Regions from separate parts of the Homo sapiens genome. Here region 1 is linked to region 2. The links are chromatin loops, found by intact Hi-C in ENCODE. Cell type or tissue: heart right ventricle. All regions are shown on one strand. Links, peaks and the distances in the headings refer to the core of each region. The heading gives the core; the rest is flanking DNA.

The links. Hi-C counts contacts between places; a loop is a spot of excess contacts. Peaks named below come from ENCODE experiments on the same cell type or tissue, not always from the same donor. Only the 100,000 strongest peaks of a DNase experiment are listed, where the experiment ranks them.
Region 1: a loop joins it to region 2, with 3 times the contacts of the local background. A loop is called at or near these places in 6 of 110 quality-filtered maps.

What each region holds. Positions count from the first base shown.
Region 1 is chr16:12,786,169-12,802,667 of GRCh38, forward strand. All of the region lies in intron 1 of CPPED1 (calcineurin like phosphoesterase domain containing 1), which reads right to left. Among named protein-coding and RNA genes, the nearest start is that of CPPED1, 9.5 kb to the right of the region's middle. RefSeq lists an enhancer at 15,899-15,978. In heart right ventricle, for the core only: no CTCF peak of the experiment used is centred there; a DNase peak (open chromatin) is centred at 8,743; H3K27ac peaks cover 1,303 bases.
Region 2 is chr16:12,726,552-12,743,050 of GRCh38, forward strand. The region is part of intron 2 of CPPED1 (calcineurin like phosphoesterase domain containing 1); the gene reads right to left. Among named protein-coding and RNA genes, the nearest start is that of MIR4718, 14 kb to the left of the region's middle. In heart right ventricle, for the core only: no CTCF peak of the experiment used is centred there; no DNase peak of the experiment used is centred there.

The sequences.
Region 1 (16,499 bases), core at 4,699-12,698, 60 kb after region 2:
TCCTCCAGGTGTGACATCAGCGTCGCCTGGGAGCACATTCACAATGCAGAATCTCTGGCCCCAGCCCAGATCCACTGGGTGAGGATCTGCATTTTACTGAACCCCGGGGTGACCTATGCGCACATCCAAATTTGGGAAGCACCAGCCTACATACAACTAACCAAGGAACTCGAGTGGCCTGCAACTTACATGGGTTGGAGGAGAAACAGAAGCACAGTGACTTTCGTTTCCTTAAACTAACACTTCAGAGGGGCTTTGTTCAGGTTGTTAGTGGTGGTATATTTTTTATTTTGTTTTGGTTTGGTTTTGCATACTTCTCTGGTCATTGTTAGGTCTCTGCCTATGTACAGGTCATGGATTTGGCCCTAAATATTTCTTATTTCTCTGTATTATTCATTACTATCTAGTCATCACCCTTTACATTGCCTTGCAAAACTAAGTGTCAAGATTCTTTGAAAAGTAAGAAGTTGGGTTGGGCATGGTGGCTCACACCTGTAATCCCAGCACTTTGGGAGGCCGAGGCGGGTGGATCACGAGGTCAAAAGATCAAGACCATCCTGGCCAACATGGTGAAACCTCGTCTCTACTAAAAACACAAAAATTAGTCAGGCATGGTGGCATGCGCCTGTAGTCCCAGCTACTCAGGAGGCCGGAGAATCTCTTGAACTGGGAGGTGGAGGTTGCAGTGAGCCGAGATCGTGCCACTGCACTCCAGCCTGGGTGACAGAGAGAGACTCCATCTCAAAAGTAAGAAGTTAATCAGGGAATCCATTACTAATTAGTATGTTCTAATTTATTACTACATGACTTCATGGAAAAAGCACCCATTACCAAGTATGAGTATATAGCACACATGTATGTGTACACCCATACGTACACACACACATACATACACGTTTTCCAGTGCACAACAGAGAAGTCTGTATTTTTCTTCCCAAATTGACTTAAAAAAATTAACCCAGTCAGGGGCCCTAACTGATGACTATGATGAAAACCAAGGTCAAATTTTGAGACAAATATGTGTGGAAGGAATAAAAGAAAAAAGAATTGATTAAGATCTCATTTCTGACCCAGATGATATCAAAACAAGACTATAAACTTTGGAAACAACTCATACAAAGCTCTGGATAATGCCTATAGGGTATTTAGTGTTCATACGTGGTAAAAACATACATTTATTTAATTAAAACACCTATATCTGTTATGAATAAGAATATCCAGAATGAATTTTTCTTTCTTTTTTTTTTTTTTTTTTGAGATGGAGTCTCACTCTGTCACTCAGACTGCAGTGCGGTGGCGTGGTCTCAGCTCACTGCAACCTCTGCGTCTCGGTTCAAGTGATTCTCCCACCTTAGCCTCCTGAGCAGCTGGGATTATACAGGCATGTGCCACCACACCTGGCTCATTTTTGTATTTTTAGTAGAGATGGGGTTTCACTATGTTGGCCAGGCTGGTTTTGAACTCCTGACCTCGTGATCTGCCCGTCTCAGCCTCCCAAAGTGCTGAGATTACAGGCATGAGCCACCACACCTGGCCAGCGAATTTAACTTTTTCAACGTTAATTTTTTGACAGATTCATAGAGAAGTTAATTTAGCTGTCTACTGCTGTGTAACAAACTACCACAAATGTATCAGCTTCAAACAACCCACATTTATTATCTTATAGCCTCTGTGGGAGTCTGGCATGGTTTAGCTGGTCCTCTGCAAGGTCTCTCACAAGCTGCAACAGAAGTGTTGGTCAATGCTGAGGTCTCATCTGAAGACTCACATGGGGCAGGATCCGTTTCCAAGCTCACTTACATAGTGGTTAGTAGGATTCAGCTCCTTGTAGGTTGTAGGACTGATGGCTTCAGTTCCTCACTGGCTGCTGCCTGGAGGATGCCTTCAGTTCCTTGCCATATGGGCCTCTCCAATATGGCAGCTTGCAATATGGAGACTTGCCTCATCGAACCACACAAGGCAGAGGGTCTGCTAGCAAATGGAAGCTACAATCTTATATAACATCATGATGGAATTAACACCCCATCACTTTTGCTGTGTTCTGCTCATTACAATCAAGTTACCAGGGCAGCCCACCTTAAGGGCAGGGGATCACACAAAGCATGAACACCTGGAGGTGAAATCACTGGGCTCAGCTGAGAGTCAGCCATGGATGGTAATATAAACCTGAGGGCTAGTCTCACATACTTAACTTATCTCAGTTAATGTCACATTTGTACCTGACCTTCCAGTACTGCACTCAATAAGGCCATTTATTGTAGCTCATCCTGGTGAGATCAGAAGGCTTAACTCACAGAAGCCCGCCTTTTCCTACCTAAGTACTAGAAATTGTCAGTGCTGGAAGGACTCTCAGAGTTACTGTAACCAGCCTTTCATTAAACCAAGGGGGAGATGCTGAGGTCTGGGTAGTGAGGGGGAAGGGAGATGGGGCTTAGGCATGCCTCAAGTTCAAGGTCACACAATAAAGACCCAGCAACTTCTACCCAAGAGCTATTCAGAACCTCAGTGCTGCTGGGCTGGATGGCCTGGAGTGGTGAGAGCCATGATGAAGACAGAACATGCTCTGGGCTTCCCTCAAGTTATCCACCTCAATACTGACATCTTCTCTCCAAAAAGTTTCCTTCAAATGGAACGTCTTGATAAATGGGCTGTACACAAAGACAATGATGGCAAGACCCAGAGCTTTTCCCTGGTCGGCCGTGATGTTCAGGGTCCCTGCCAATAGCACAGGGTTGATTTGAGGCACAGGCGGGGACCCAGACATCTGTCTCCTGTGAGTGCTCAGTGGTGATCTCTTCCAGAGATTACAAACTCGACGTCTGTGGATGAGGTCTGCTTAGCAGATGTGTGCTGTTGGGCCCAGGCAGCGTTTATAAACTTCTGAATTTGTTGCCAACCTTTTTAATTCATGAGTTTCATAAATATACCTGGCTTTCTGGATTCTCTTGGAAAATCTGGCCACATCAGACCCAAATGAAGCATGCTAGTGACTCTCTGGGTCTGTACAGTGGTTGTGCCTTCACATGGGGTTTGTGCTCTCAAATTTGCCACAGTCCCCACCTGGCCCAATTTACCACCTGGCTGCTGTTGGCATCTGCAATGACAAACCCTTATCTATGGTAATCTTTCCATTTTGCTTAGAGGTGAGGAAGAGGAGACCCAGCAAAGGAAAATACATTGACTGAAATCTACAAAGGCTAAGGGGCAAACCAGGCCCCCACCTTTGCAAATTCTGCCACAGACATCACTCGCCCACATTTCAGGACAGCTGAAATTACTATAGAGAAGACATATCCAAGCCAGGAATGCCTAGGTCTAGCCAAACAACAAGCCAGGAAAAAAGAAAAATAAGCTAATGAGTTACCATAATTTTTTTTAATGGGGTCTCACTCTGTCACCCAGGTTGGAGTGCAGTGGCATGACCTTGGTTCACTGCAACTTCCACTTCCCGGGCTCAAGTGATCCTCCCACGTCAGCCTCTGGAGTCGACGGGAGCACAGGTGCGCGACACCATGCCTGGTTAATTTTTTGTATTTTTGGTAGAGACGGGGTTTTACCATGTTGCCCAGGCTGGTCTAGAACTCCTGAGCTCGAGTGATCAGCTCACCTTGACCTCCCAAGGTGCTAGGATTACAGCCATGAGCCACTGCATCCAGCCTGGTTGCCATAATTTTCTAAATCGAATTATAAAATTAACTTTGAAACACTTTTAAATGAAAAATTGACCTTAGAAATCAGAGTCACCTGTTGTATAGAGAATAACAAGATCTGGCCACTTCCACATTTCGGCTAACTTATAAAAGACTGTCACAGAAACCATATTTCAAAACTGAGGGATAAATACACAGTGAATTTTGGGTAATATCAAGCTAAGGACAGAAAGGCCTGTAGGTTTTCTTTAAACATTATCAGGTGCAAAGCAATTGCACTCAGAGAAGAATCTTAAAAACCTGGAAGAATTCACGCAATGCTTTACCATTAATCTTTCCTATGAGCCTCTGTTTATGTGCCAATATCCTGCCTGAAAGACAGATATTCAAATTGCAATTGCTCTTTACCGCTGAACTTTTAAAATCACAAACTAAATGTTTTCTTGGATTTGTCTCTGCTAATACATTTCCTCTCTCATTTTTATTATCCCTTTTAGGCATATTTGTCAATGTTAATGAAAGCTGACTTTTTAATATATACCAAGAATTAGAAATTTTATTGATTTTTTCACTATTACCAGTTAAGCAATGACTAACTATAATGAAGGTGCCCCCAAAAGCAAATGAATCACTGTTTTCATCACTCAACTAGGAAAAGGCCTGGGGGCCAGCCACGTTATTAAGTAATACCTAACATTATAATAATTTCTGCTCTCATGATGTGCTAAACCTGTTACTTGTATGCAACCTCAAATAATTCACGGTAGAATACAATGATAAATAGCTTTCTTAACTTGATTTTCATAAGAAAAGTCACATTGGCCGGTCGCGGTGGCTCACGCCTGTAATCCTAGCACTTTGGGAGGCCGAGTGGCGGGGCGGGGGTTGGATCATGAGGTCAAGAGATCGAGACCATCCTGGCCAACATGGTGAAACCCCATCTCTACTAAAAATATAAAAATTAGCCAGGCATGGTGGCATGCACCTGTAGTCCCAGCAACTCGGGAGGCTGAGGCAGGAGAATTGCTTGAACCTTGGAGGCGGAGGCTGCAGATCACACCACTGCACTCCAGCCTGGTGATAGAGCAAGACTCTATCTCAAAAAAAAAAAAAAAAAAAAAAGAGTAGAACATAGTATTAGTATGTCTGTTTTTCTGGACATGTCCAAGCTCCCAGCTTGTCCCATCAGGATCTTAAATTCAACACTTCCACAGGCAAATCCATCATCTTTTTTTTTTTTTTAATTTTACTTTAAGTTCTGGGATACATGTGCAGAACACGCAGGTTTGTTACATAGGTATACATGTGCCATGGTGGTCTGCTGCCCCATCAACCCGTCCTCTAGGTTTTAAGCCCCGCATGCATTAGGTATTTGTCCTAATGCTCTCCCTCCCCTTGCCCCCGACCTCCCAACAGGCCCTGGTGTGTGATGTTCCCCTCCCTGTGTCCAAGTGTTCTCATTGTTCAACTCCTGCTTATGAGTGAGAACATGCGGTGTTTGGTTTTCTGTTCCTGTGTTAGTTTGCTGAGAATGATGGCTTCTAGCTTCATCTGTGTCCCTGCAAAGGACATGAGCTCATTCTTTTCTATGGCTGCACATCTTTCTTTAAGACTGGCTCCCTCCCTAGATCTTGCTAATTTTGCCACCATCATCCCTAGTCCCCCAGTCTACAGATCTTAAGATCATGTGTCATCCTGTGCATGTAGACAGCCAAGTTGCATCATTCCACGTCTACAACATCCCTGCAGCAGCCCCACCTTACCGTTCCCATCACCAACTACTCTTGGGCCAGGTATTCATGGTTCCCACCTGGGAGAAGGAGGCTGGCAGGATGGCTCCCTGCAGCTCTCCCTACTCCAGTCCATCTCAGGCAGTTGCTGCCATTATGTCTCTTCCCAACCCCTTAACCAGATCATCAAATTCCTGGCTACAGAGCCACCATCCTGAAAGCTCCAGGGCAGGCCCACGTTTGCATTCCCTTTCTGGCATATCAGCAGCTTTTATTATTGAGTCTGGCACGTGGCAGGCATCAGTCAATATTTGGTGAAGAAATGGATGAAGACATCAATGGATCCCCACTCATCCACTCATTCTAGCACTTGGGCCTAAAGGGGCCCAAAGTTCTTCCAGCGGTATCTTTTTTTTTTTTTGAGATGGAGTCTTGATCTGTCCCCCAGGCTGAAATGCAGTGGCACGATCTTGGCTCAAAGCAACCTCCGTCCCCCAGGTTCAAGCAATTCTCCTGCCTCAGCCTCCTGAACAACTGAGATTACAGGAGTGCGCCACCACACCCAGCTAATGTTTTGTATTTTTAGTAGAGATGAGGTTTCACCATGTTGGCCAGACTGGTCTCAAACTCCTGACTTCAAGTGATCCACTTGCCTCAGCCTCCCAAAGTGCTGGGATTACAGGCCTGAACCGCTATGCCTGGCCTCTTCCAGCTGTATCTCACTGGTCCTGATGGACCAGTGGCTGTAGTCCCATCAGACCAGGGATGATTCTGACACATAACAATGTCTACAGACATTTTGAGGTATCACACTGGGAAGTGGGTGGTGCTGCTGGAATCCAGTGGATAAAGGCTGGAGATGCTGCTAAACATCTCATAATGCACAGGACAGGAACCCACAACAAAATCCAGCCCATAAACATCAACAATGCTGGGGGGTTGAAAAACCCTGTTTAAGACATACCACAGGAATCCCCCCAGATAGACCACTATCTGCTTCTCCAACACACCCTATACTTCCTGATATGGTTTGGCTGTGTCCCCACCCAAATCTCATCTTGAATTGTAGCTCCCATAATTCCCACATGTCATGGGAAGGACCTGGTGGGAGGTAACTGAATCATGGGGGCTGGTCTTTCCCATGCTGTTCGCATGATAGTGAATAAGTCTCACGAGATCTGATGGTTTTATAAAGCGCAGTTCCCCTGCACACGCTCTCTTGCCTGCCACCATGTAAGACATGCCTTTGCTCTTCCTTTGTCTTCCCCCATGATTGTGAGGCCTCCCCAGCCATGTGAAGTGTCAGTCCATTAAACCTCTTTCCTTTATAAATTACCCAGTCTTGGGTCTGTCTTTATTAGCAGCATGAGAACGGATTAGTACACTTCCCCTCCTCTTTCTGGTATACGCTCTCCATTCCACCAACTCTTCCTGCTGAAATCCCTTCTACCCTTCCCTGCCAGCTCAAATGCTCCCTGCCCTGTAGGCAGATGCAGCTTGGCCTCCTTCACTCATTCAAGCAGGTATGTTCTGAGCACCTGCTCTATGGCACTGGCTGTCAGTGGTTGGACATTCAACAGTGAGCAATGCTGATGGATCCTGTTCCTTAAAACCTTACACGATAGCGGGGGAGATGCACAACAAACAAGCAAATAACTAAGTTAGTTACACAAGTCAATTACACACTTCGCTCTTTACAACTGCAGGGTCATCAGGCTGATTGCAAGACAGAGTGGCCAGTGGGTGGGGCTGTGGAGACGCGCTCCAGGGAGGGGGCACTGCAAGTACCCAGACCCTAAGTCACCAGAAGGCTGGAGCGGGAGGCGGGGATAGACCATGCTGACAACAGACTTTGGGCCTCTATCTCCTGAAACCCTTAACTGAGTTCCAGTGGAGCTCAGACTGAGGCCTGAGTGCCCAAGTTCAACTCCCATTTCTACCCTTTACCAGCTACGTGACATGATGCAAGTTCCTGAACCTCTCTGGGACTCAGTCTCCTTATCTGCACAGTAGGAATAACAGCTCCTACCTCAAAAGGGTTGTTGAGAAGAATTAATGACTTAAAACATGTAAAGCATTTGGACTAGACACAGAGCAAGTGGTCAAAAGTGAGTTACTCGTGCCATGACTACCATTCACAGTAACCCCTACCCTTATCTTAGCAGAGACAGGCTTTTTAAAGACTCACCTATCTCTTGGTTCCCACAGCACATGGTGGGGCTGAGAAAACATCTGATGAGAGACACATATATATTTACATGCTTTGGTCTTAACATCTTTTCCTTTATATACTGTGGATATTGCTTTGGTTATAAAGCAGGAAAGATGGGAAGCTTCACAGCCGCCTGCAGGCTTTCTAGCTAAAGAGCAAATGGCAACAAAATGCAATTTTTGCAGTTTCTCACAATAGCAATCTGCATAGTGAATCACAATCTAAATGTCTCCAGCAATACCCTTCAACTGCTCTGGGGACTAATCTTATTTCAGCAGTTTAAAAAAAAAAATCACACACCAAAGAGTAGCTAAACAATATTTACCACTTTGGGACTCTTTCTGACTTAACAATCGTAATGTCCCCACTGTGAAGCTGCCAGAATGGTATGCAGCAGATAAGAGTGTCCTTCATTAGTGGCTGTTTAGGGGTTGGGGGTCTTTGGGGGCAGTTTCAGCACGGGGTGCAGGGTTTCTTCTTGGATTAAGGAAAATGTTCTAAAATTGATTGTGATGGTTGTACACCTCTGTGAATACACTAAAAGCCACTGAATTGTACACATTTACACTGTTGAATCAGAAAGAAGCCCAAAGTGGTAAATATTATTTAATTAACAATTCACATGGTGAACTGTAGGGTATGCTAACAGTTGTTAAAGGAAAAAAAAAAAATAGTGTCCTTCAGGACCCTGTCCCTCCCCCCACCCCCAAAATAATTAACTGTGACAGCAATATCCTCAAGAGTCTCCAAATGACTTGTCCTAAGTACAGGTTGCATATCTCTTATCTGAAATGCTTGGGACCAGAAGAGTTTCAGATTCCAGACTTTTTTCAGATTTTGGAACATTTGCATATGCAAACTGGTAGTGCATTCCTAATCTGTAAAATCTGAAATCCGAAATGCTTTTGAGCATGACCTTTGATCATCAAGTCAGTGCTCAAAAAGTTTCGGTCGGATCTTAGAGCATTTTGCAATAGGGATGCTCAACCTGTACAAAGGTAAATTTACCCAACCTCTCTTTTCTTGGCCTAAATGCATCCAAAAGGCAGTTTTTGAGACACACAAAAGATTCTGAGTCATGGCTTGGCTGCCACAATGGCCGTCCTTCCAAAATCTTTATCTGCAACTCTTCAGAGAACTAAGAAAGCAGATGGGCTGGGACTTCGTGGCCAGGCGGCTTTTGGCATCACTGGCTTTGGCTGACGCCATTCGAGACAACGGTTAAAGAGGGGAAAAGACATTTCCAGAACCTCTCTCACTTTTCAAGAGCAGAACTCCACTTGGGGTTTGCCTGGTTTTGGTGGATATTTGCTGTTATTTTTTTTCCCATTTCCCTAACAAGACAGCAGGCAGCTGCTGTCCCAGGCAGCACTCTGGGAAGAACTGGTAGAAGGCGCCTTCTCTGGGCAGAAGCAGCTGTGTAGGCACATGGCCAGGCTAACAGAAGCCCCAGATGCAAAGAGAAGGTAACCCTTCCCCCGGGCAGATGTGCTCCATGTGAGGGCACCCACCTGGTAGGCAAAACCTCTGCCTCTAGATGCTCTGGAGTAGTGCACACAGTGCACAGCCACCTGGTGTAGTCATGCAACTTTTTTTTTTTTCAGAGTCTCGCTCTGTGGCCCAGCCTGGAGTACAGTGGCATGATCTTGGCTCACTGCAAACTCCGCCTCCCAGGCGCATGCAGTTCTCCTGCCTCAGCCTCCAGAGTAGCTAGGATTACAGGTGCCAGCCACCATGCTCAGCTAATCATTGTATTTTTAGTACAGATGGGGTTTCACCATGTTGGCCAGGCTGGTCTCAAACTCCTGACCTCAAGCGATCCACTCGCCTCAGCCTCCCAAAGTGTTAGGATTACAGGCGTGAGCCACTGTACCCAGCCAACAACTTCTATTGGTTTGATCAACACCTTGGTCTCAGCTTTGTTTAGTCCGGAGACTCCATGGTACATGAGAGCAGTGGGTTGGACAGATACACCCAGGTGACCCAGGTGGAGTGTATTCATTCATACTCATCCATTTACTCAATATTAAATGGTCACTGAGGCCAGGCGTGGTGGCTTAGGCCTGTAATCCCAGCACTTCAAGAGGCCAAGGTGGGCAGTTCACTTGAGGTCAGGAATTCAAGACCAGCCTGGCCAACATGGTAAAATCCCATCTCTACCAAAACACAAAAATTAGCCAGGTGCAGTGGCATGCACCTGTAGTCCCAGCTACTTGGGAGTCCGAGGCAGGAGAATCACTTGAACCCAGGAAGCAGAGGTTGCAGTGAGCCAAGATCACGCCACTGCACTCTAGCCTGGGCGATAGAGCAAGACTTTGTCTTAAAAAAAAAAAAGCCACTGAGTGTCTACTACTGCTAGACACCATCCTAGGTCTGGGCTTCTTGCTCCTCAAGAATTTATAGTGTACAGGTAGAAAAAGACAGCAAAGTCACAAGAAGAAACATACAACTGGCCAGGCACTGTGGCTCATGCCTGTAATCCCAGCACTTTGGGAGGCTGAGGCAAGTGGATTACCTGAGGTCAGGAGTTCCAGACCAGCCTGGCCAACACGGTGAAACCCCATCTCTACTAAAAAATACAAAAATTAGCCAGGTGTGGTTGTGTGCACCTGAAATCCCAGCTACTTGGGAGTCTGAGGCAGGAGAATCGCTTGAATCCAGGAGGCAAAGCTTGCAGTGAGCCGAGATCATGCCACTGCACTCCAGCCTGGGCGACAGAGTGAGACTCTGTCTCAAAAAAACAACAAAAAAAACTCACAATGAGATACTACTTCACACCGATTTGGATGGTTATAATAAAAAAGAGTGGCAATAAGAAATGTTGGCAAGGATATGGAGAAACTGGAACCCATATACACTGCTGGTGGGAATGTAAAATGGCGCATCTGCTTTGGAAAATAGTTTGGTGGTTCCTCAAAATATTAAACATAGTTACCGTATGACTCAGCAATTCCAATCCTAGGTATCTACCCAAAAGATATGAGAACAAATACCCTTAAGAAGATGTGTCTGTGACTGTTCATAGCAGCTTTATTCCCAATAGACAAGAGGTACCCAGATGCGTGAAATGTCCATCAGTGTCAAAAAAAAAATGTCCAAATGTTTATCAATAGGTGGTCGGATAAACAAAATGGGTTATCTATACAATGGAATATCATTTAGTAAAAAGGAACAAAGTATTGGTTCAAGCTACAAAATAAGTGAGCCTCAGAAACCTTATGCTACCACAAAGAGGCCAGTCACAAAAGACCACATATTTTTCCATTAACATGAAATGTCCGGAAAAGGCCCATCTATGGAGGTAAATTAGCAGTTGCCTGTGCTGGGAGTGGCAACATGAAGAGACTTGCAAGTGGGTATAAAACCACTTTTTTGGGAAGGTAGAGATGTGCTAAAGTTAGATTGTGACTACACCACTCTAAAGTTAATAAAATCCCTTGAGTTGTAAACTTAAAATGCATGTTATGGTACATAAATTATACCTCAAGAAAGTTATTAAAAAAATTTAGGCCAGGTGCGGTGGCTCATGCCTGTAATCCCAGCACTTTTGGAGGCTAAGGCAGGAGGATTGCTCGGGTCCAAGAGTTCAAGACTAACCTGAGTGACACAGCGAAACTGTCTCTACAAAAAATATAAAAATCAGCCAGGCGTGGTAGCACCTTCTCTGTTCCTAGCTACTCAGGAGGTGGAGGTGGGAGGATCGAGCATGGCTTGAGCCCAGGAGGGGGAGGCTGCAGTGGGCGGAGATCATGCCACTGCACTCCAGCATAGGTGACAGAGTAAGACCCTGTCTCCAAAAAAAATTTTAAAGCAGGCAAGGCCCAGTGGCTCACACCTGTAATCCTAGCACAGGGATTTCCAATCTTTTGGCTTTCCTGGGCCACAACGGAAGAACTGTCTTGGGCCACACATGAAATACACTAACATTAATGATAGCTGATGAGCTTGAAAAAAAAATGGCAAAAAATTCCGAACTTTTAAGAAAGTTTAGGAATTTGTGCTGGGACACATTCAAAGCCATCCTGGGCCACATGTGGCCAGCAGACCATGGGTTGGACAAGCTTGTCCTAACAGTTTGGGAGGCTGAGGTGGGAGGATAGCTTCAGTTCAGGAGTTCAAGACCAGCCTGGACAACACAGTAAGACCTTGTCTCTACAAAAAAATACTTAAAAATTAGCCAGGCATGGTGGTGCACGCCTGTAGTCTCAGCTACTCAGGAGGCTGAGGTGGGAGGATCACTTAAGCACCACAGGTTGAGGCTGCAAATCAGCCATGATCACACCACTGTACTCCAGCCTGGGTGACAGAGCAAGACCACCTCAAAAGAAATAAAATACAATAAATAAATAAATAAATTTTTGAAAATGAAAAACCCCGACATTCAAAAATAAAATTAATTGTGTTTTCTGGAAATGTTATAGTGCAAACTTTTTACATATGTGTGCTGGTCACTCTATCCCTTGACTGATGATTACAACAAAGAGTTGAGAAAGTAATCATAAGCCCTATTTACTCACAGGAACTCTCAAATAAGAGGACCTTCAAATATATCTCAAATAAGAGATAACTAGTTTGGCCTAAATGTATGGCACAATTTAAAGCATTTATTTCATCATCATCATCCTGTTAGAATTTTTAAAACCACAATATTTTCAACTTTGTTCAAACTTGGAGATACCTTTCCAGGTCTACTATTTCTAGAAAAGTTCTTAGGTGAGACCTGCAAGAGACAGAGTGAGTTATTTTTTTACTGACACTATTCTCTGCCAAGGGAGAAGTTTTCCAGAGAGTACAAGGAAAGATTCAGGATTAGCAAATTCCATCAGCTTCTTAGGAATGAAATGTCTGGGAAAATAATCTTTTTAAGAATACCACCCATTAGTCCAGTTCTCTGAAGGGAAAATATCAAACTGGAAAAACAGATTCAGACCTAAAAATAATTAAGTCACTTTAAAAGCATATTTTATCTTGATCTCTCTCCCTTTTAGGATTTCTTCAAAACAGAAGCCATAAACTTCTCAAAAGACAATTACTAGAAGAAAGTAGTCCTAATTAGGATATGTGTCAAGAAAACCTAATTATCAATTTGCCTAATTAAAATGAATATCTGAACATGCCTTAGGAATGTGAGCTTTCTCAGGTGAGACATGTACAATTTTTTTTAATCAACATCCGTCAACAGAGCCTAGCACATTATGTTAACAGGGAACGGATGACTGAAACCAAGTGTCACACATACCACTACTGGAAGGAGTTGATGGGAATACTGTTACTCACGTAAATCACCGGTGGGAGGAAATGGGTCTTAAAGCAAAGCGCTCTTTCATTTAATTGGCAGGCTACACTTGGAAAACAAACTGCTCAATGAGCTGATTCTGCAGCAAAGGTGAAGGGTTCAGAGCTGTGATTTTTAGGGACTGTTGCTTGAGTTAATCAAACCCCTTTGATGGTGTGTGTTTTGGCAAGAGAAGGGGAAAAGTCAGTTTTTTTTTTTTTTTTTTTTGAGACACAGTCATCACTCTGTCTCCTAGGCTAGAGTGCAGCGGGCAATCTTGGCTTACTGCAACCTCCGCCTCTCAGGTTCAAGTGATTCTCCTGCCTCAGCCTCCCAAGTAGCTGGGATTACAGGTGCCTGCCACCACACCCGGCTAATTTTTTTAATTTTAGTAGAGATGGGGTTTCGCCATGTTGGCCAGACTGGTCTTAAACTCCTGGCCTCAAGCAATCCACCTGCCTCGGCCTCCCAAAGTGCAGGAATTACAGGCGTAAGCCACTGCTCCCAGCCTCGAAAAGCTAGTTCTTTAACTTTCTCAGTCTGCCCAAGGGGCAAATCTACTGGCTTCCCAAGGAGTCTGGAGAGGCCTCTGATGCCTCTAAGGGCACCTCTCCAAGTTGCCAGCGATGCTAATAGAGTCAGGACCCCGGGGAATTGTCAATGAGTGCAATGGAAGCAGCAATGGTAGGCTAGGGTTCAGCACCTAGTAATGTGAACCCACAAACCTGGGGTTCTCAGCAGAACACTCTGAGGCTGGGCCTCTCTAGGCCCTCCGTTAAATGACCCATCCTGGGTGTGTCTATGGGACTGCATGGCTCACAGAGGAGATCAAGTGCTGGCCCCACTTCTAGATTTACTCGGGGCTAAGAAAAGTTCAGAGTCACTCTCTCCTCCTATCAGCAGGGTAGGTATCTTATAGATTTATCATCAAGTCTCTCTCCAGCATCCCCATTCTTATCCAGGGGAGCTGCTCTCTGATCCTCTGGTCCCAGTGGTGGCCCCCTGGCAGCTGCAATGGCCTAGGAAGCTACTATACCTCAGCACTCCCACCATCTCCACTGAAAGACACCCCGTGCCCAATAGGCACCTCCAGCTACAGCAAATAAACACATTCAAAGTAAACAATGGGGGCCAAGTGCGGTGGCTCATGCCTGTAAATCCCAGCACTTTGGGAGGCCGAGGTGCCTGAGGTCAGGAGTCCCAGACCAGCCTGGCCAACATGGCGAAACCCTGTCTCTACTAAAAACACAAAAATTAGCGGGCATGGTGGTACATGCCTGTAATCCCAGCTACTCGGGAGGCTGAAGCAGGAGAATCGTTTGAACGTGGGAGGTGGAGGTTGCAGTGAGTAGCATCACTGCACTGCAGTCTGGGTGACAGAGCTAGACTCTGTCTCAAAAAAAAAAAAAAAAAAGTAAACCATGGGGGACTACAGAAATGCAGCCTCTGGACAAATCCTTGAGCTCCAGCTTCCAACTGGATTGCATCCCAAGTTGCTCTAAAGTAGAAATGCTTTTGTTGCCATTGCTGCAATCAGACCACTCTTTTCAAAATAAAAATCTGATCATACATCCTTGCTTCCTCACACATCCAGCTTGAAACCTCTTGATGCTATTAGGACACGACAAAAATCCTTAGTTACCACCACCTCCCTCTCCAGCCTCAGCCCACACCATGTCCCAACCTCATCTTTCTGCTCCAGACTCAGAGACTTCCTTCAGCCCTCATCCTTCCCTTTCCCATCCTGCCATGTCCTAGGACTCTCACACTTGCTCTGCCCATGGTCCACATGGTCTTCCCTCCCTTCGTGGCCCAGTTAACTCATACTCCTCTTTTAGCAATCAGACGAAGCAACACTTCCTCAGGGAAACCCTGCGTGAATGACCTCAGAGCCCACCAGTAGCCAAGCATTATTTTTTGTGCCCTAGCTTTGTACCTGGATTATTACAAGCCTCTGAGAGCATGTAACTTGAACCACTCCCCCGCCCCCAACTTCCTATTCTCCACCATACTGGACAGTGCAATAGGAATATAAGAAATATTTATTTCCTTTCGGTTTTTTTGTTTGTTTGTTTTGAGCTGGAGTCTTGCTCTGTTGTCCAGGGTGGAGTGCAGTGGCACATTCTCGGCTCACTGCAACTTCTGCTTCCCAGGCTCAGGCAATTCTCCTGCCATAGCCTCCCAAGTAGCTAGGACTACAGGCATGTGCCACCACACCCAGCTAATTTTGTATTTTTAGTACAGATGGAGTTTCACCATGTTGACCATGCTGGTCTCGAACTCCTGACCTCAGGTGATCCACCCGCCTCAGTCTCCCAAAGTGCTGGGATTACAGGCGTGAGCCACCGCGGCCGGCCCTCAACAAATATATAGGCGTGAGCCACCGCAGCCAGCCCACAACAAATATTTCTTGAACTGAAAAAAAAAATAATACAGCAGAGTAACAGGGAACTCTCATATACTGCTGGTGGGAGTATAAATTGGCACTACCACTTTGGAAGGCAGTTTGACCACATCTAGTAATGCTGGGGATGATTATACCCTATAACCCAGAACATAGCTTGTAGGTATATGCCTCAGAGTAACTCTCCCATGTGTCCACAAAGAGATTTGTACAGAATGTTCATAACAGCACTGTTACCAAGGGCAAAAACCAGAAACAACTAAATGGCCATTGTATTAGTCAGGATCCTTGCAGGAAATAGTTGGCATTCTCAAATTAGGATGATTTTAAAAAGGGTTTAAAAAGGGATTACTTGGTGGGGGTTGGGTGGACGAAACCTACAAGGGAGTGTGGTAACCCAAGGTTAGAAAAGCAGAACCACTGCCACTCCCACGCCTCAAAGGAGGAAATGGTTACTCAAATCCAGAACTAGAGAGAATGAGGAGAAAAGCTGTCCTGAGAAAAGGAGCGACCTTGACCTTCAGGGGTGGGGAGGAAGACAGCCAGGCGAGGCAACCCCACAGAGTAAACTGCAAGAATAAATACAGCTGCCTTTTGCTTCTCTCCCTGCTCTGATTTCTTCTCAGGGCTCCCCACTGGCTGAGCCCAAAGGAAAACCAAAAGGCAAGGAGCCCACCGATGTAGCTCACGGAGGGCAAACCCCTGGGGCATGGTGGGGAAGGGAGAAAGGTTTGGAGAGGCAAAGGGAAGATATTCAGCATATACATCAACAGAATGTATAAGGTATATAATCATCCAATGGAATGTTGCCCAGCAAGAAAAGAGCAAAATCTTCATGTTGGACAAAAAAGACAAGGTCCATTAAAATACAGTCGTCCCAGGCCGGGCGCGGTGGCTCAGGTCTGTAATCCCAGCACTTTAGGAGGCTGAGGACGGCGGATCACCTGATGTTGTGAGTTCGAGACCAGCCTGGCCAACATGGAGAAACCCCATCTCTACTAAAAATACAAAATTAGCCGGGCGTGGTGGTGCGTGCCTATAGTTCCAGCTACTCCAGAGGCTGAGGCAGGAGAATCGCTTGAACCCGGGAGGCGGAGGTTACAGTGAGCCAAGATCGTGCCACTGCACTCCAGCCTGGGCAATAAAGCAAGACTCCGCCTTAAATGAATAAATAAGGTTTTACCATAGAATTACCGGAGAAACCTACTTTAGATAAGGTAGCAGGTAA
Region 2 (16,499 bases), core at 4,644-12,643:
AGGCTGGTCTTGAACTCCTGACCTCAAGTGATCTGCCCACCTCGGCCTCTCAAAGTGCTAGGATTACAGGCGTAAGCCACTGCACCAGGCCTACAAAAAATTTAAAAATTAGCCAGGTGTGGTGGGGCATGCCTGTGGTTCCAGCTACTCGGGAGGCTGAGGTGGGAGGATGGCTTGAACGCAGGATGTTGAGGCTGCAGTTAGCTGTGTTGGCACCACTGTACTCCAGCCTGGGTGACAGAGCAAGACCCTGTCTCAAAATAAATAAATAAATAAATAAAATAAAAATAAAGCAGCAATAGTGTACTTTATCTTCAAAGAATAGAGGAAAAAAATGGTGTTAGTGTACGGGGCTAGGTGCCTGGGAGAGGGTGGTGAATGGGATGCTCACCATGCCTGTGAAGCTCAGAATGTGCACATGAGGCTTATGCCAGAGCTGTCAGGGGAAGGACGCTGCCCCTCATTTCTAAGGACCATCCTCACAGCACCTGTCAAGGAACCGTTGACTAAGTGATGATGAAGAGCAAATAACTCTCGCAGGCTTTAGACCATATACAACTGGAGCCCTGCGTTGGCCACATTCAGTTCAGTAGAGTACAACCAAATGTGTGTCCAGTATAGAGGGGTTTTAGACACTGTTGGAATGTCTCCAGTTTAATTATCCAGATAGGCATTCTGGCTGGTGGCAACAGGCATTCTGGCTGGTGGCGACAGGGAAAACAGTAACACTCAATGATCAAATCCCAGAGGTTATCAAGGAGGTCCCTAGAACTGTAGGGGAGAGTCTGGATATCAAAGCCTTTTGTTTCTTTGTTTGTTGAGATACAATCTTGCTCTGCTGCCCAGGCTGGAGTGCAGTGGCATGACCATAATTCACTACAGACTCGACCTCCTGGGATCAAGCCATCCTCCCACCTCAGCCTCTCGAGTAGCTGAGACCACAGGCGTATACCACCACATCTGGCTAATTGTTAAAAGTTTTGTAGAGATGGGGTCTATGTTGCTCAGGTTGGTCTTGAACTCCTGGGCTTGAGTGATCCTCACACTTTGGCCTCCCAAAGTGTAGGGATTACAGGCATGAACCACCATGCCTGACCGAAAGCCATCTGAATTCAAACATTTTAATCTGATGGAGTAATGTTAATTCCTCAAATAATGACAAGGCTATACAACTTCTGAATCCATCATAACCCTGCACTAAAGAACATTACAACACGGACTTATGAACACACAGTTCGTAAATTATCCCCCCTTGCAGCAGCCAGTAGTATTAAAAAGCAAAGACACCAGAATTATAACATACTATTATTCTCCTACAGTCATCTTCACCTTACAAATGTATGGTATGCAAAAATTTGTTCATAAACTGGCTGCCTGGAATGCAACTATGTTTTGTCATAGAGATCACGTTATAACTGATGGTGAGATCTCAGGCTAACTCATACAAACTGAATTAATTCACAATGCAGATGAATACACTAATTCAACTTCATTTACAATCACGCTTCCTTCCCTTGCTGCATGGTTTACTTTCCCAGCGAAATATTTGCAATTTCTGTTATTATTGCTGGATTTTGTGTCTTTTTCCGCTTTTCAAAATTGCTCTTATCAGCAAGTATAAAAACCTAACTGCTATTTATACCCACAGGTGTAATAGCAATGATCATAAGGGAATTCAGTGTAAGAGAGGGGAGAAATGTATTACGTACAGTAATAAGCATATTAAATGCCTTTGATTAGAGGGTCCGTAGAGGTATAATTATGTGATTATCTATACTGAGAAATACTATTTGTTATATTAATAGAAATAAAATATACTGAATTCGTAGATTTAGGATAACATATCCCTGATACATAAAAAAGCAAAAGAGATGAAGAAAGGATTACAGGTTGCTTATAATCTTGAGATCCCCCGAGAAAGATTGAGAGGAGCCAATTACAATTTGGGTGTGACCAAGTGAAGCAAAACATTTCCTGAGCTGCCCAGAAAGTCACTCTACAGAATAAATCATGAATATACTAGCGATCACTCATGAAACTCTTACCACATGGCAGGCACTGAGCACTTTACTTGCATGATTGCAACCTTCCTAGCCTGTTACTCTACAACAAGATGCTACATTCCTGGCTGACCAGGTGGCTGGGGCCTCTCCTTGTGCTAATACTATTTTAATGAGTACAACGACATCAAATGAAGTGAGCTATAACCAGGGAGGAGCAGTGAGGCCTGGCCAGTTCTGTGAGGCAAGAGGGTTCTGTGAGGCGAGAGGCAAGGCCCAGGAGTTCGAGCCCAGCTTGGGCAACATACGGAGACCCTGTCTCTTCAAAAAGTGTTCAAAGAATTGAAGCAGAGGACAAACGGTGAGCTCACTGGGGCGGGACCTGGATAGTAAGTGAATGGGACCCCCTGTCTGTGAGCTTAGGAGCATCTTGGCACTAAGTATACTTGTTCTCTGCTGGTGAGGTCACCATCACTGGAAACATGGGTGTCTGTGAGTCCTCCTTGCAATTTCTGATCTGCCTGTCACCATCTCTGTGCTGGAGGAAGCCCCAGAGGGAGCCCTGGGGTGAGAGGTGTGGAGAGTCCAGCATATATCATTAGTTCTTTGGGAAAACCTGATCTGACATCCAACTCAGGTCTCTAGAAGTTCAGCTGTGCCTCCTAGCCCTGGCATACCCTAACCAAAATAGTGAAGATGGCTCCAAGGGCCAGGGGAATACCTGGGACCCAGGGATATTATTAATATTACAAGGTTAATTTGGGGACATTACAAGGTTTAAGGTTAAGACGTTTTTATTTGCCTGGACTTGAAGAACGTGATCAGCTTAAATGTCCATATAATTGTATACAAAGATTTTTGCAAACTCAAGAAAAAAACATTTAAGAGAAAGCATCCCACAGACTGTACCTTCAGTTTGAACTGTTTATTAATCATTCTATCTAATAAAGATGTGGAATCAGAATCGTGTTGTCATCTTGTTGGCAATGCAGACTGCAGAAAACGACGTCTGGAGTACTGGTGAGAGGCGGAGGCATTAAAATTTTGTTTTTATAAAGCCACTGAGCAGAAATGACTCAGAGGAAACACAAGGGTATTCTGTCTGGGGAGACTGAGAGAGCTAAAAAGCCATCTTAAAGTCATAATAAAGGTTTCCAGTTAAATATAGTAGATTGAAAACACATTCAGCTTTGTTCCTTCCACAAATCCCACTGTAAAGGCAGGAAACTCTCAAGGACAAACAGGAGAGAACAGCCACAGAATTTGGAAACTGGAAAGTACATGGACAAGTAGCAATGGGCTTAGCTGAGTTATTATTGCTTCTTTTGAGATGGGAGTCTCACTCTGTTGCCGAGGCTGGAGTACAGCGGCGTGACCACAGCTCACTGCAACCTCAACCTCCTGGGCTCAAGTTATCCTCCCAGCTCAGCCTCCCAAGGTTCTGGGACTATAGACACATGCCACCATGCCTGGCTGATTTTCAAATTTTGTGTAGAGATGGGGCCTTGCTATGTTGCCCAGGCTGGTTTCAAACTCTTGGCCTGAAGCAATCCTCTTGCCTTAGCCTCCCGAGTTGCTGGGATTACACGTGTGAGCCACCACGGCCAGCTAATTTTTTTTAAAATTTTTTTGGAGAGAAAGGGTCTTCCTATGTTGCCCTGGCTAGTCTTGAACTATGAGCCTCAAGCAATCCTCCCACCTTGGCCTCCCAAAGTGTTCGGATTACAGGTGTAAGCCACTGTGCCAAGCTGCAGCTGACTTAGTTTAAGTTAAATATTCAGCTGGCAGCGAGAAAAGTCAAGAATCAACTGGCTTTGGAAAACTCTCAGGCAGTATTTGCCAAAGACAAACCCACATCTTCCCGATGACCCAGTAATTCCACTCCTTGGAATATACCCAGAGAAATGAGGGTGTTGGTCTATTAAAAGATAGGAACCAGAATGCTCTTGGCAGCTTTATTCACAATAGCCCCCAAGTAGAAATAACCTAGAGATCCATTAGCAGTGGAGTGGGTAAATAATTTGTGATCTGTTCATTAGATGGTATACTACATGGCTATAACACAGAACCAATTGCTGCTACATGTAATAACACAGATGAATCTCAGACATCACATACAGCGAAAGAAGCCAGAAGACACAAGAGTCAATACCGCATGATTTCATTTTTATGAAGCTCAAGAACAAGCAAACCCAACTAGTCCTGGTGACAGAACGTTGACTGACAGAGAAGGCGCACGAGGGAGCCTTCTGGAGTCTGGCAAATGTTCCACATCTCAACTCGAGTGGTGGGGAAAGGATGAGTTCACATGCTCCAGCTCTTTACTTCACATTACCCGCATTTTAGTTCCTGAGAAACCTCAATTTTTAGCTATCCTTGGGTATAGGAATAAAAAGAGAGCTAAAACAGAAAGATGGCTTGAAACTGCATGAAGCTTGACCACTGTCCTTCTCACCCTGGCAGAAGATGGGACTTTTAGTCTTTATAAAGAGTAAACAAAGGTCCCAGCACTTTGGAAGGCCAAGGTGGGAGGATCACTTGAGCCCAGGAGTTCGAGACCAGCCTGGGCAACATATGGAGACCCTGTCTCTTCAAAAAAAAAAATTTTTTTTTTTTTTTTGAGGCAGAGTCTTGCTCTGTCTCCCAGGCTGGAGTGCAGTGGCGCGATCTCGGCTCACTGCAAGCTCCACCCCCCGGGTTCATGCCATTCCCCTGCCTCAGCCTCCCGAGTAGCTGGGACCACAGGCACCCGCCACCACGCCTGGCTGATTTTTTGTATTGTTAGTAGAGACGGGGTTTCACTGCATTAGAAAAATTTTTTTTAATTAAAAAAAAAAAAGAGTAAACAAAGAAGTTCTGAGAGGCAGCAGAGACTGCTGGGGCATGGGTCCCCCGGGGAAAACAAGGGGATAAAGATGAAAGTTTTACCCTGGATTTCAGGATGGAGTCTTTTCCTTCCATTTGGCTCCTAGAACACTTAGAGCGAAAGAAGCCAGGCAGAGCCCTCCAACAGGAGTGGTCTCTGGGGAATCTGAGAGCCAAAAAGAAACAACCAAAAGCCACCGATAATACGGAAATGGGGAGCCTTCATCACGCGATGGTGAAGGCCGTGGGCGAGAAGGCCTCCCTCCCCCGCATTTGTCAGTTTTTCTGTGCTGTACTCTTTTTCATTCTTTTTTTTTTTTAAATTGCACTTTTAAATGGAAGCAGGCAGCCAAGGACCATTAGATGTATGAGCAATGTGTCTAATATGAAAAAAAAGAACAAAACAACCCCAATGGTAAGAAACAGAGGCGATATGGGGAGGAGGAAAAAAAAAACCATTAGCAGGCTGGGTGTGGTGGCTCACGCTTGTAATACTAGCACTTTGGGAGGCCAAGGTGGGTGGATCACCTGAGGTCAGGTGTTGGAGACCAGCCTGGCCAAAAGGGCAAAACCCGGTCTCTACTAAAAATACAAAAAGTAGCTGGGCGTAGTGGCACACGCCTGTAATCCCAGCTACTCAGGAGGCTGGGGCAGTAGAATCGCCTGGGGGGCAGAGGTTGCAGTGAGCCGAAATCGCACTCCAGCCTGGATGACAAACGTGAAACCCGTCAAAAAAAAAAAATCATTAGCATTCTCAGACAGAGAAGATACTGCATTAATCAACCAATTACAGGATGCTATTTTGAAAAGGAATAATGAAAAAAAAAAAAGCTCTTGAAAATTAAAACTATGGTAGCAAAAATGAAAAGCTCGGTAGAAGGCTTAGAAGATAAGGTGAGGAATCATCTCAAAAAGTAGAGTGAGCAAGGAAGTGAAAAAAAAAAAAGGAAATAATATTTGAGGACCAGAACAAGAGGTCCAATATTTGTAGACTATGAGTACCACAGTATAGGGGAGCTCCCCTGCCCACACACAACACACACACACACAAACACACAAACACACACACACACAGATGGAGAGAGAGAGAGAGAGAGAGAGACAGAGAGAGAGGATGAAATAATTCAAAAGGACTTCCGAGAACAAAAGGGCATGAGTTTAAACGGACTCATACCAAAGTCCCTCACAGTATTATTGTAGAACCCTGGATGCAAAGAGAAGATCCTATGTGTTTCTGGTTTCATATAAAAGATCAACAATCAAAATAAAATTGAACTTCTTAAAATCCATACTGAAAGAACAAAGGCAAGGAGACAAAGCCTTCAAAATTCTGAGAGAAAAATAACTCCTCACCTATCATTCTATACCCAGCCAAACTATCAAACTATCACTTTAATGTGAGGGTGGAATGAAGACATTTTTGGTGCAATTTCTTCTCCAGAAGCTACTGGACAATAGGATCCATCTAAAAAGGAGGCAAAGGTAGATCCAACATGAGAGAGAAGCACAGATGGTTCCTAGACTAGACACAGAAATCCTAAGATCACAGCTGTTAGCAGGCCTACAGAGCAAGCAATCAGGAAATAGCTCCAGGAGAAATTTCACCAAAAAGCTGAGATTGGTTATTATTTTAAATTTATTGACGGGAAATTGGTAAGCTCAGACTTTTGGAAGAAGAGTCTGAGGTTGAATTAGCACTCTTCAAAAACTTAAAGCAATTTTAAAACCACAACAAATAAAGCATGCAGGAAAAATAACCATGCCTACAATGTGGCTCTGTTGTGAATGATGTTTAAAATAACATATGTACAGGCAAGATATTATAAATACTAAATGCTGATACGACCCGAATTAGGAATTTTTTTTTTTTTTTTTTGAGACAGAGTCTTGTACTGTCACCCAGGCTGGAATGCAGTGGCACAATCTCGGCTCACTGCAACCTCTGCCTCCCAGATTCGAGAGATTCTCATGCCTCAGTCTCCTGAGTAGTTAGGATTACAGGCGCCCGCCACCACATTCGGCTAATTTTTGTATTTTTAGTAGAGACAGGGTTTCAGCATGTTGGCCAGGCTGGTCTTGAACTTGTGACCTCAGGTGATCCGCCCGCCTTGGCCTCCCAAAGTGCTGGGATTACAGGTGTGAGGCACTGCATGCAGCCAACCAAATTAGGATTTAACGACACTGGAAAGACACGGGGAAGAAATGTGGGAGTGGGATGGAGAGAAGGACAGAGCTAAATCCTCATTCTCCAGGACACAAATTCAATACATAACAGTAAGTAAGATCTAGAAACATCAACACAAGCATGTTGTTTAGAACAATGGAAGTGAATATCCACAAAATTAGCTCAACTCACGAGGGTGGCTGCCTCTAGAAGTGAGCAACAGGCCAATGAGGAGTTGTGCACTGCTGCTTTGTAAAACTTGCTGGGTACAGCTACTTGACTTCTTAATCTGCATGCATTTATAACGTGAATAAAGACAGAAAACAAAATGAAAAAAAAACTAAATCATAACCTCGTTTTTGCTTCCTATAAAACAGCAATTCCATAACCTGTAGAAAGCATTACACAATTAATTGCTTCTAGTTGGCAATAATTACAGGACAATAATTTGTCTTTGTCTCTGTTTTCAAATTACACGTTTTTTTTTTTTTTTTTTTTTTTTTTTTTTGAGACGAGTCATGCTCTGTCACCCAGGCTGGAGTGCAGTGGCACGATCTCGGGTCACTGCAACCTCTGCTTCCCGGGTTCAAGCGATTCTCCTGCCTCCGCCTTCCAAGTTGCTGGGATTACAAGCATGCACCACCATGCCCAGCTAATTTTTGTATATTTAGTAGAAACGGGGCTTTGCGATGTTGGCCAGCCTGATCTCGAACTCCTGGCCTCAAGTGATCTGCCCACCTCGGCCTCCTGAAGTGCTGGAATTACAGGCATGAGTCACTGCACCTGGCCACACAATAATTTTTTTTTTTTGTTTTTGAGACGGAGTCTCGCTCTTGTCGCCCAGGCTGGAGTGCAGTGGTGCTATCTCAGCTCACTGCAAGCTCCGCCTCCTGGGTTCACACCATTCTCCTGCCTCAGCCTCCCAAGTAGCTGGGACTACGGGCGCCAGCCACTGTCCCCGGCTAATTTTCTGGATTTTTAGTAGAGACGGGGTTTCACCGTGTTAGCCAGGATGGTCTTGATCTCCTGACCTCATGATCCGCCCACGTCGGCCTCCCAAAGTGCTGGGAATAATTTTTTAACTAGCAAATAATTTTCCTCTTCCCCAAAGGTATTTAAATGTCTGGCCTCAGGATGTGGTTCCACTCCCCTATGAGTCTACAGGGTTCCCATGGCATCACTCATCAGAGAGATGAGTCCTCTCATGGTCTCCCCACAGGAACACAGGACACCATGAATCAGGACTTGCACCCCACAAAAATCACAATCCAAGTGCAAGCCTCGAGGAACACAGGGATGAACCTGGGTCAGGTGGTAAAGGGATCCTGTCTTACCTAGCACTCCCCAGCTCTCCCATGCCCATCACCAGACTGCAGAGACCAGGCAAGGCAGGGAGGCTCAAGACAGATCTTGGGTCAAAGCCAGGGCAATAGGGTGAACCCCACCAACAGGCAGAGAAGCAGCCGGGAGTACTATCTGGAGGGTCACCAGCAGCAGAGAGCTAGGGAAGGCTTGTGTTGCCACTGTCCCAAGTGCACGGATGTCCAGGTGATATCGGGTACAAATTCCCTTTTATGGACCTGAAAATCTGCTCCCAACATACTCCATGGACCAATGATTATTTTTGCCTTTCTCTTGGGAAAAGAGAATGGGATGAGTAGACTATGACAATAAAGTATTTTGCACCAAGATCCAATGGCCCCTTCCCCAAAAATATATATATTTTTTTTAGATGGAGTCTTGCTCTGTTGCCCAGGCTAGAGCACAGTGGCATGATCTCGGCTCACTGCAAACTCCACCTCCTGGGTTCAACTGATTCTCCCGCCTTAGCGTTCCGCCTCAGCCTCCTGAGTAGATGGGATTACAGGCGCACATTACCGTCCCTGGCTAATTTTTGTATTTTTATTACAGGCGAGGTTTCACCATGTTGGCCAGGCTGGCCTCAAACTCTTGACCTCAAGTGATCAGCCCACCTTGCATCCCAAAGTGCTGGGATTACAGGCACGAGCCACCGTGCCTGGCACCCTAAAGATAAATTACACTTAGTGTAACAATATGTATAACTATACCACCTGCTTCATAGGATTGTTATGAAGATTCAGTAAGTTCGTCTCTGCAAAGAGCTTAGAACAATGCCTGGAACACAGCAAGCCCTATATAAATGTTAGTTATTACAAATAAAATAAATCAGGGGAAGAGAACATGACTTGTTTGCAAAGGTGCCGTGAGAAGTCTCTCTCTGTCCAGACATTATGCTCACATGCTGTTTAAATGTTTTGCATGAGACTAAAAAGAGGCCTGCATCCCCAGTGCCCCAGTAAGGAAAGAAAGTTATATTTAAACTGCCCCTAATGGTGGAAGAGGGTTACACCTGGAGACCATTATGGGCCGTCACTTTAGTCCAGTGCATAAAGGGATCAGGTCACCTCCCACCTAGGAAGCAAGATCCCCTGGGCCCTGGAGCCTGACGGAGCTTGGTGCCTGGCACTTCTGTATTCTGTTCTGACTTTGTAAGGGTGAGCAGGGCATGGGGCAGTCCTTATATCTAGGGAAGCTTGGGCCTTCAGAGGAGCCCCAAACTCAGAAGTGGGCTGTAGACTGTGTAGATCATATGCAAGTATTACTAAACTCCATCAGCAGATGAAGAAAAGGTTAAACACCTTTGGATTTTTTTTTTTTTTTTGAGATGGAGTCTCACTCTGATGCCCAGGCTGGAGTGCAATGGCATGATCTTGGCTCACTGCAACCTCCACCTCCCAGGTTCGAGTGATTCTCATACCTCCCGGGTAGCTAAGATTACAGGCACATACCACCATGCCTGGCTAATTTTTGTATTTTTAGTAGAGACAGGTTTTGCCATGTTGGCTAGGCTGGTCTCAAGCTCCTGGCCTCATGTGATCTACCTGCCTCGGCCTCCCAAAGGGCTGGGATTATAGGTGTGAGCCACCGCACCTGGCCTGGATTTTGGCTTTCATTGTCTGGAAACTTCTAGCTGTTGTGTTGAAGGGAATCAAAGTAAATTCTAGCCCATAGAAGTGAATACAAAGAAAAGGGAGGAGGAGAGACTTAGATTCAGTATTCTTCCATTTGCTTAACCATTATTTACAGAATGCTAGGCAATCTAAACACTAAGATTCTAGGCACTAAGAATACAACAAAAGTGTCTGCCTTCATGGAGCTTATGTTTTAATGGAGAAAGATGGATGATCAGTGCAGCTAATAGGTAAAGCAGGCAGTATATTAGATGGTGCTAAGTGTTACGGAGGGAAACCAAGTGGGAAGGCAGTGGGGAGGGGAAGAGCTGCAACTCTAAAATCAGAGATCATCAGATGGGTGCGGTGGCTCACCCCTGTAATCCCAGCACCTTGGGAGGCCCAGGTGGGTGGATCACTTGAGGTCAGGAGTTTCAGACCAGCCTGGCTAACATGGTAAAACCCTGTCTCTACTAAAAATACAAAAATTAGCTGGGTGCGATGGCGCACACCTGCAGTCCCAGCTACTCAGGAGGCTGAGGCAGGAGAATCTCTTGAACCCGGGAGGTGGAGGTTGCAGTGAGCTGAGATTGTGCCATTGCACTCCAGTCTGGGCGAGAGAGTGAGACCATGTCTCAAAAAAATAATAATAATAATAATAAAAAAAATCAGAGATCATTTCAATGAAAAGGTAACATTTGAGCAACAACTTGAAGGTGTAGGGCAACAAAGATCTGAAGGACAAGCAGGCAGTCCAAATTCATGGGAAGAAGGAGAAGAAGGGAGAGCAGGCAGAGGGAACAGTGTGTAGGAAGAGGGAACAGAATGTGAAAAGGACACAGAGGAACCAAAAAGCACCCCTTACAGGTGGGGCCCAGAGTGACAGGAGATACAGCAGGCAGGGCCAGATCAGGCAGAGCCTTGTGGTTCCCATGCAGGGACCTGTCTGGATTCTCAGAGCAACCGGCAGCCCCTGGAGGGTTTTAAGCAGGCAAGGGCATACTCAGGGCTGAGCGTTTGAATAACCTCTCTGGCTACAATGCTTTTATTGGCCACAATATTTTGGAAGACTGAAGTTAACACATGGTCTGAGCAGCTTACTCTTGCCCCCCTGAAGAATTCTAGGAACTGTGTGAGGCTGCAGTGGTCAGAGGGGCTGCTGAGCCATGAGAAGAAAAGGGACACTGGAGCTGCGCAGCAAAAGGGCTCTGAGGTCGCCAGAGTGGCTGCCAGATAAGGAACAGTGGGAGGGAGCGGCTGGAGGGAACATTTGAGCAATTTTCTCTCTCTCTTCTTGGTCTTCTTGGCATTCATCTTCCCTGTGTCAGGGGACCCCTGCCTGCAAAACCGAGGAATCCGGTCATTTTTTAAAGTATAAAAATTGCCAGCATCCTGTTCTACCAGGACAAAGTCATCATGGAAATGATAATGACTGACGCCTTCCTGGGGATAAGTGGTTAACACGGTACCCGACGCAGGTAGAGGGCCTGTTGGCAGATGCGTCGTGGCTTGGATTATTCTTTCTTTAGAAAATGTTAAGAATTCATGTATCCGGGAGATAATCCGAATGTGCATCACGAGAAGAGCAGCCCAGTAAAGGATTGTTGTGTTCTTAATGAAAGGACATTACGCAGCCGTTCACAATGATGCTTGTAATAATAAGGAGGTTGTTGATATTATATGAAAAATTGCAGCACACAAAACCGCAAATAATGTAGGAACTCAGCTATGCAAAAAAAATTTTTAAAAATTAGGAAGGAAATATGCCAACAATGTTAATAGTTATTACCTCTGGGTGGTACAGAATTACGAGTGATTTTCCTCTCTTCTTCCAAAATGTCTTTTGATTGCATATCTATTACTTTTATAATCACACACACACACTCGCGCACACACACACACCTGCTTATTATTAAAAAAAATGTTGCAGAGATGAAATGTCTCTGAATATTTTAGTTCACAAATGTGTAACTGTAAGCTGTGGACATGAATACAGATGACCACTGATTCATTTATTCAGAAGCAAGAATGCTGAGATTTTTCAGGAATAAGAAAGTAAAAGCAAAATCTCCTAGCAAAGTGCCTTACCTACTTAAACAGGAAAAAAATTATTCAAATTATTTAGAGAGTTTATGGGTATGGACTAACCTCTGGGTAATTTAGTAGCCTACCATACAAGGTCCTGCTAAAAATTATAACCCTACTCATAAAACGAATGTCATCTAGTTAGGCCCCAAATATAAAATCACCCCAAATTACAGATTCAATATATTTTGTTCAGTTGCAATATTATTAGCAAACTGTTTTGCCAAAACATGTTTAATGTAGCAGCTAAACCCTGGCAGGCTAATGATCATTACCTCCTGGTAGAGAAAAGTTAAATGAAGGAGTTTTCCTACTCTGATCCCAGGATCAGCAGTGCTTGCTCAGGGAGGTTAGCACCACACGGTGAAGGGTGAGTGGGTTTGGGAGGGAGGCGGCTTTCGCATTGAGTCTTGGGTCTGCTGCTTACCGAGCTGTGTAACCTTAAGTAAGGTATTGATTCTTCCTGAGATTGTTTCTAATCCCAAAATAAAAATAGTAGCGCCTCACTGGACAGAATGGTCATGAGAATAAGAAAGTGTGCATGTAGAATAAGTAGTAGAGAGACTGGCTTGCCCTGGACACTAAATGAATGGATAAATGAATGGACAAACAGTCCAAGCAAGTGAGTTTTTTCTACCTGTCCATTAATACCAAAGTGCTGGCCAGGCACAGTGGCTCACGCCTGTAATCACAGCACTTTGGGAGGCTGAGGCGGGTGGATCACCTGAGGTCAGGAGTTCAAGACCAGGTTGGCCAACATGGTGAAACTCTGTCTCTACTAAAAATACAAAATATTAGTTGGGCATGGTGGCAGGCGCCTGTAATCCCAGCTACTCAGGAGGCTGAGGCAGGAGAATCACTTGAACCTGGGAGGCGGAGGTTACAGTGAGCCAAGATCACACCATTGCCCTCCAGTCTGGACAACAAGAGCAAAACTCCATTTCAAAAAAAAAAGTGCTTGTTCGAGTAAACACTGGGGCTGCAAGAGTGGGGCAGATTGCTACGAGTAGGCTAACCTCTCTCTCATTTCCTCCTTTTTCTCCCATTTTTGCCTCTAGTATAGAGGATGCCAAAGCAACAACATGGTTCGCAGCCTCCTCTCTAGTTAGAGGTGGCCAAGTGGCAAGGAGACATGAGGAGAAATTGGCTGGGGGATTCCAGGGAAACTTTTGGTTTCTTGATAAAAGGGTTAGGTGTCAGTGGTACTGCCTCCCTTCCTGCCTTCTTCTCTTAAACAGTGAGGTGATGGCTGGGCTACAGCAGCCATTTTGCAACCATGAGGAAAATAACAAGAAATTGGCAGAGACACTGGTCATGACAGTGTAAACCAAATAAGTCAATGGTCGGAGCTGCCTAGCCTTGTTATTATGTGGAAAGAAAGACGAAAGAAAGAAAAGAAAAGAAAAGAAAAGAAAAGGAAGGAGAAAAGAAAAAAAGAAAGGAAAGAAAGGAAAGGAAGGAAAGGAAGGAAAGGAAAGAAAGGAAAGAAAGAGCGAGCCAGCCCTGCTTTATTTAAGATACTTTTTAGGCCGGGCGCAGTGGCTCATGGCTGTAATCCCAGCATTTTGGGAGGCTGAGGTGGGCGGGTACCTGAGGTCAGGAGTTCAACACCAGCCTGGCCAACATGGTGAAACCCCATCTCTACAAAAATACAAAAATTAGCCGGGCATGACGGCAGGCACCTGTAGTCCCAGCTACTCAGGAGGCTGAGGTGGGAGAATCTCTTGAACCTGGGAGGCAGAGGTTGCAGTGAGCAGAGATTGCACCACTGCACACCAACCTGGGCAACAGAACGAGACTCTGCCTCAAAAAAAAAAAAAAAAGCTACTTTTTAAAAACCCGTAGCCAAAAGTATTCCTAGTGCATACCAATCATGACTAATTAGGTCTGGTCCTTGCACTCATGGAGTTTACCGTCTACTGGGGATGAGGACAATAGAAGGGCCTCACAGCTAAATGTCAAATTAGAATATATTATTAGCGTTACAAAGAAGGGAGTGCTTGGCCCACTCCTTTATATAGCAGGGGTTTTCAGCCAGCTGCAGGGGCAAGGGCAGCTTTCCTCAGTGGGTGATGAGAATGCTGGGGGAGCAGGGGTGAAGGAGAGAATCCCTAGCAGAGTGAACAGCAGGTGCAAGGCCCTGTGGCAGGAAAGGAGAGCACAGAGTGTGAGAATCTGTCAGAAGGTTAGAAAGCCCCTGGTCCGGGAGGGTGCTGCTGGGCTGCTGCACCATGTCCCCTACTGCTTTCAGCTCCCAATACTGGGTGGCTTGTTACCTGCAGGCAAACACTCTCCTAAGTGATCCACCAGCTTTCCCGGCTGATCACAAGAGAAAAGGATGAGTCCACAACTATTTAACAGGCTTAGCAAGTCATTTAATCCACATCTCTAAGGAGCCAGCATTGCACTAGATAACAGTGCCCTTTCTAAAACAGGAAAACTGCCCGACATAGCAATATAATGGGGCCCAATTATGACAAAATATCATAGTAACTCCAGGCCAACTAGGATAGTACTTAAAATATAGTGGGCAGGACGGCAGAGAGAGTAAATCATCAGAAAGAATGGTTCTGCCTCATAAATGGCACCAGAGACACTCAGAATGGTTTCACATCAGACTTTTAAAAATCAGCAGAAAAAAATAAATCCTCCTCTGGCTGCCCTTTTTTTTTTTTTTTTTGTAGAATAAATGAACCGAGACAGACTTGTTTATCGAGAGCTGAGGAGGCTCACATGTGAGTGGAGAGAGATGTCAGAGTCATTAGCGGTGATAAAGGGACGCCATTCACTGTGGGTATGATTTAAGGCAGGAAGCTCAACCAAGAGCAGTTTTTGCAATGGGCCTGATGATTTGCTTTCCCCCAGTGGGGAAGGAATTAGATGGACACCATTAATCTGTTCACACAGGCCATCAGAGAAAAATCATGGTTGAAGAGTAGGTTGGGTACATGAATTTCTATGGGACAGAAGCCCCTTTATGGACAAATGAGACATCTGTTAGGGTTTGATGAGATGGCTCACAGTTAACTGCGCTACACTTTGCACTTTCCAGTATATGATGGTAATCACCATAGTCTATGTGCGTGCCTCTCTCCTCTCAAAGACAACAGTATTTAAAACACTGCAAAACTGACCTGGCGTGGTGGTTCACGCCCGTAATCCCAGTTCTTTGGGAGGCCGAGGCAGGTGGATCACTTGAGGTCAGGAGTTCGAAACCAGGAGTTCGAAACCAGCATCGCCAACATGGTGAAATCCTGTCTCTACTAAAAATACAAAAAATTAGCAGGGCTTCGTGGCACATGACTGTAATCCCAATGACTTGGGAGGATGAGGCGGGACAATCGCTTGAACCTGGGAGGGGGAGGTCACAGTGAGTCGAGATCAGACCACTGCACTCCAGCCTAGGTGACAGAACAAGGCTCCGTTTCAGAAAATAAAATAAAATAAATAAATAAATAAAATACTGCAAAAATAGATATATTCTTACAAATACATGAATAGAGAAATATGTGGAAATGACCATGATACTCAGAGAAACGGCATTTTACATAACTACAGACCTGTCTTTAACACACTGTAATCACATAACCAATAATAAGCTATTACCTAAAGAAACACTCTACAAGTAAAAGCAACTGGTTGCATAGCGTGACATGTTAGAAATCACACAGGCAGGTATGAGGAGCCCGTGAAATAACTGTGGGATTTTAAACTATCGGACAAGATGAGGAAGGTAGAAAATTCCTAACTAAACATATTAAAGGAATTACAAATGTTCCAAGATGATAAAAAGATAATGATTGCCAACCTTAAATAGATATGGGAAAATTTATTTCACTCATTGCAAAAACATAAAATCTATCTGCTCAAAAGAGTTACCGCTGAATGCCTGCCACCTTCCTCCAAACCACCGTGGAGCTTTCACTGTTCCTTTCCTATGGTGATCAATGACCATTTATTGGGTGATACAGGATATGCACCCTGCACTGAAAAATCAGGGGTAGTAGATGGATGTTCAGATGAAGACATGAATGTTCAAGGGTAGTTCAGAACATTGCCCAATAGCTGCTTCTCAGTTATTTTATTATCAGTGGGGAAACGACAGTTGTTGGGGATCCCAAAGATCACCCCCAGATTGAACTGTTTGTTAGGAGGACTCACAGGACCCCGCATATTGTCATACTCCTGGCTGTGATTTATCTCAGCAAAAGGACAAAAAACGAGATCAGCAAAGGGACTGGAGGCGTGGGACGAATACACAGGGAACCAGGCACCAGTTTCCTCTCCCAGTGCAGTCACACAGGATGTGCTAACTCCTCCAGCAATAAGCTGTGACAACATGTGTGGCATTTTGTCTATGGGTCATGAGTGACCCAGCACCCAGGGCTGTTGTTGAAGCTGGTCACTTAGGCA